Linked DNA regions of Homo sapiens: region 2 is linked to region 1. Evidence: chromatin loops called from intact Hi-C (ENCODE). Cell type or tissue: GM12878. All regions are shown on one strand.

Region 1 (2,500 bases):
AAGAAAGTAAGGGCGACTGTCCTGCTTCTTGTTTTTCAAATGCCAAGGTGCCATATTTGGGAGAAGCATATCCTGAACCCATCACAGGTACATGATTACCTGGAATAAGTTCCTGGGAGTTGGGTACCTTCCTTCTTTCGGTGGTTTCATATCTATGGCCACCTTCCACTCCCCAAACACTCCCTACCCTTCCTCCTTTTCCCCCTATACACATACAGAACATTGATCTGCTTCTTCTGAATGTTCCTCAAATATGCCAGTTTTTTTTGTTACCATAACTGACTAATTTTTGCTGAGTGTCATTTCATTCTTCTCTTATGTATAAGTAAAAGATAAGAGATGAACATTTTATTTTCTCTGTTACTAAGTCCATTCCCTTTTGATTCATCACAAGGCAAAATGAATCTCAAAAATCTTAATGAAGTTGGTAGTTCCAGTGCACATTAAGAGAAAATTATCTTACAGAAAAAATACACATCAACTATTTGGTTAACTGATGAGAAACTAAAGGCCAAGTTTGGAAATTGTTCAAGTTTTCTATGAATATTCATAAATAATTAACTTGCATCTCAATTTAGAACCTAACAACAGTTCATTTCAATTTTTAAAAAATATCCGAGTTAATTATATGCTGAGGTCTCCTTGCTGGGTCCTCTCTCCTAGTGGCAATTGAATAACTGCAGTTGGTGACAATAACCCTGTGTTTCTGTGGCGTTCACCACATTGCGGTGTAGCTGGAGGAAGATACATAATGAAACTCTTTGAAGGACAGCTGGCTTCCTAAGGGGTGCTCTCTCCCTTTCCCTACTCCCAATCTTTTCCTATGGGGGTAAATTCCTTTTGTTCACACTTTTTACTGAAAGTGAAAAAAAAAAGTGTGCAAAATAAGAGGCAAGAAGAAAATAACCTGCCCTAAAGTAAATACATGGTGAAAAACGAGATAGGTTTATCCTGTTGGAATTTTCCATGCCTTCAGAAGCAGATGCTTAGTCCTGTGAGGGATGCAGAGATTGCAAGCCTCCCAGGGTAAAAAAATAAAAAGAAAAAGAAGAAAAAGAAAAAAATTCAGGAAGAACTCAGTCTAATCGGACGAAGGGACCCCTGTACTTTGTGAAAGAAGGCTGCATAGAAGAATCAGAGCCCTGGGCTCTCAGAGGGAGGCCATTCGGGGACTGCCCCTTTTGTCTCCTCGCCTTGTATGGGCTGGAGGATGGAAAAATTGTGGACAAAAGGCCCGAGGAGGGCGGAGGGTCGGGTCTGAACTCTCGAGGCACAGCTCTCAGCGTTATTCACCATGCCACGTTTCCGCCAAATGGTCCTGTCCAGTTCCCAGCCCGGGCCGGGTGCCGACGGCGGGGTAACACTGCCATCTAGTGGCCATCTCTCCCCTGCCAGCTGGCTCTCAGTGCCCTCTTGCTGGCTCGGTCGTTCCCTCACTCCCCCTCTCTCCCTTTCTCTCTTGCTCTCTCTCCTACGCCCCTCTCTCTCTTTCTAAAAAAGGTTTTTTATCCCATCAAGGAAAAAAAAAAAAAACCTGGCTCTTGGAAAACAACCAACTCTCTTGGAACTCAGAGATAATAATCAGTTTCTCTGGGCTTGTGAAATTGGCTCATTAAGCGTGCTTTTTAACAGAAAATATTGGAAGCGATTAAGTCTGCTTTACTGAGTGGGCATGAAATGGCCAACCTTCGGCCACCCACAGCTCCTAGGTGCCTGGCGCCGTTTTATGCATGCAGCGTAATGTCTTTACTTGAAGTGCTGTTTATTCATCACCTGCTTATTTATCTCTTTGCATTTGGCAGGCACATCGATCAATGTTAAACTGTCACACAAGGTTATTTTTCTTTTACATAACAGTATAGGCCTAAGGTAGTGGCATATTAAAAGTAATAACTTTCTAACTTGTAGCTCAAGATGACAGCCCCATTTTTACCCGAATATATTACAGCAAGGAATTCCTCATTCCGTTCTCCCTCCCCCTCCCTCTACTTCACTAGTACGCAGCTCTTCCAAGGTCAAAGGCTTCATTCTGTCTAGCCTCCCTCCCACTTTGCATACCACTCAGCTTCCTCTTCACCTCCAGTTATCTCCACCTTTTAGGCTGATCCGCCCACAGAGAACATTCTGTGCACCTGGTGTACACATCTTGCTTGTCCCTCTTTATGATGGCATTTACCCCTTTGCATAAAGATGTGGGGGCCAGCAGATCTCTGGAAAAGAAGTAAAAAACGACTGCATATGATAGTGAGAATCGTGATGGTCTCATTTCCATCTCCACAGACATCTCACTAAATGTAATAGTATATTTGGCTTTAGAGTTATAATAAGCAACAACAACCACAGACCCTATGAAAAGAATCGAAGGAGAAACATCTGAAAGCAACGGTATTGCTCTGAAGCAACTGGTGTGATTTGAGGCTGTTGAGTCCACTTATTTTCTTCCTCCTTTCTTTGGTTTTAGGTTAATTTGTGCCCAGTTTGTGATACTTCCTTTCTTGGC
Region 2 (2,500 bases), 1.1 Mb before region 1:
GATTTCCCCTGGGTGACACAAAGCCAGGGACAGGCCTGGGAACATAGGCCCAGTTTCTGGGTACGTAGCCTGCTGCTCAAAACACAGTCTACCCCAGCTCTCCAATTTACAGTACAAAGTTTATGACATGGCATTACCCAGGCACTTTCAGGTGTCAATTTCCTTTACAATTTTATAAAATATCATTTGGAAGGAGGAAGAAATTTATGCTTGTGCACTAAGAGCTCTCCTGTCTGCCCACTCTCTTGGGACAAGAGTTTGTTTCACTGAACAGAGTTGCAAATACAAGGCACACAGTGCTGCAAAAGCCATGGGGTTTGTTTTTAATTTAAAGAATGGCTCTGATTTGGCTACACGTTTTAAGCAGGCACTGTATAATACAAATCCACTGAATTCACTCAGATGGGAACAAGTTATGCCATCCTAACACTGTCTAGAATCCAGATGTATAGTTACTGTTTTCTTTTGCTTACCTTTTTTTTTTCTCTTGCTGCACGAAATTAGTTCCTTGGATACCAAGATTCTAGAGGCTCATTGTCTTGCAAAATATTCAGGTGCCTCACAACAATCTAAAATAATAAACCTCCAGTGTTACAGCAAAACACAGATGAAAATGTGAAATAATATATGTGTGTGTGTGTGTGTGTGTGTGTATGTGTATATATATATATGCATGTATACATAAAATGAAATATAGACATGGTATGAGAAAGTGAATTACAAACACAAATAAAGAGAAACCAGGTAGGGAGACAGCAAGATAGCTTCTCTTCCCATCATGTGAACTAAGAAATAGAATGGATGCTCATTAAAGTAGTTTACCGGGACTCCAATTTGTTCTGTGATTAAGAGGTATCGGTTAGAGGAGATTGGTGAGGGAGATCAATATTCTTGTCTTCATTCTTAATTCTTCTTTAATGTCTGTCTCCACAGGGCAGCTGAATCAGAGATGTAGAGTAAATCTTTATCCACCAGGGGGCTGCACTTCAGGGGGAAAAAAAAAAAAGGTCTGGTCTACCTCAGCTAGATAAATCAAGTTGATACCTAGCTTTCTTTGTCCTTAAACTCCCAACTTCTGTTCAAGTGTTGCCATGTTTCTGACTAGTAGATGTGATAAGGATGAGGCATGGAGAATAGTATTGGCTGGAGTCACGAAGAAAGTCATTCCTGGATCTTAAAGTAATATGATGGTGTGCTGTACCTAACTGCGTCTTTCACACCAAAGTACCTCAGCAATGGTATTCTTTCACATCCTCATCTTTCTCTACAACTCAAGCTGAGGGGAATTCTTACCTTTAAAACTCAGTGGTGCCATCATCTGAGGCCCACAGTGACAGAATCTGTCTTCTTCTCTCTGAGTCTCCCAGGTTCAACCTCTCTGGCAGTGGTTCCTAACTAGGGGTTATTTTACTTTCCAGGATACATATGCAATGTCAGGGAATGCTCAATTGTCACAAGTAAGGGGAGGGGTACTACTACTACTACTACCTAGTGGGTAGAGCCAAGGAATGCTGCTAAACATCTTACAATATATAGGACAGCCCCTATCAACAAAGAATTACCCATTCCAAAATGTGAGTAGTGCTGAGACTGAGAAACCCTGCCCTAAAGTGATGGGGACACCTTGATGCTTCAACCCAAATGGCTGGTGGGTGACACACCTCACTGAACTCTGGATCTTTGACCTGGAATTACTCTAATAATCTGAAATGTAATGCTTTCTCCTGCTTCACAACATGTATGTTACATTGAGCTAAACATAGAGGCAATCTTGCTGTCACATGCTCTAAAAAAGGAATCAGAGGTACATTACTCAGGGCACTGCCAATGGGCTAGGAGGTAGAAAAGAGTTTATTTTTCAATTTTTTGTTGTAAGCCTCTGTGCCTATAAATTTTTAAGCTATTTGTACGTTGCAGGCTGCTATGTGTTCATCAAAACCTGTTCCCTTTACTTCCTGGACACACAGACTACATTTCCCAGCCTCCTTTGAAGGTGGATGGCCATGTGACTGAGTATTAGCCAATGGAATGTGAGAGAAAGTGATAACAGCGTCTCTGTGCATAGCCCATAAAAATGTATCACATGATCTTTTACCCTCTCTCTTTCCCTGATCCCTGATCAAATACCAAGTCTCCAGCAAAAAGAATCAAAGGCCAGAAGGGATGATGGATCCATCAGATGCAAAGAACCTGGGTCCTTGAAGAACTATTTTGAAGACCACTTGTTGTTAACTAACAACATCTACACTGGACTTTATGTGAATAAGAAAATAAGCCAATGAGAGTTTGGGGTTGTTACAGCATCTAGCATTAATTACCCCAAATTATTATAATATGCATGAATTACTTTAATTTTACAAGTTATAATTCAAATATAAATCATTTAGTTGGTTTAAAATTTCTTGTGGAAAGCATGTTGCTGTCTGGTTTCTGTTCCAGACTTACTGTAATGCCACTGAAATTTCTTTTGCAAATGTAAACTGACCCATATTACTTTCAA

What was found. Hi-C counts contacts between places; a loop is a spot of excess contacts. Peaks named below come from ENCODE experiments on the same cell type or tissue, not always from the same donor. Only the 100,000 strongest peaks of a DNase experiment are listed, where the experiment ranks them.
Region 2: a loop joins it to region 1, with 6 times the contacts of the local background. A loop is called at or near these places in 3 of 110 quality-filtered maps.

Annotation. Positions count from the first base shown.
Region 1 is chr2:57,758,882-57,761,381 of GRCh38, reverse strand. No RefSeq gene overlaps it. Among named protein-coding and RNA genes, the nearest start is that of VRK2, 290 kb to the left of the region's middle. RefSeq lists an enhancer at 1,194-1,488. In GM12878, a CTCF peak has its summit at 1,370 (motif pointing left); DNase peaks (open chromatin) are centred at 721 and 1,381; H3K4me3 peaks cover 666 bases; H3K27ac peaks cover 650 bases.
Region 2 is chr2:58,870,424-58,872,923 of GRCh38, reverse strand. All of the region lies in intron 3 of LINC01122 (long intergenic non-protein coding RNA 1122), which reads right to left. Among named protein-coding and RNA genes, the nearest start is that of LINC01793, 350 kb to the left of the region's middle. In GM12878, a CTCF peak has its summit at 965 (motif pointing right); DNase peaks (open chromatin) are centred at 1,203 and 2,043.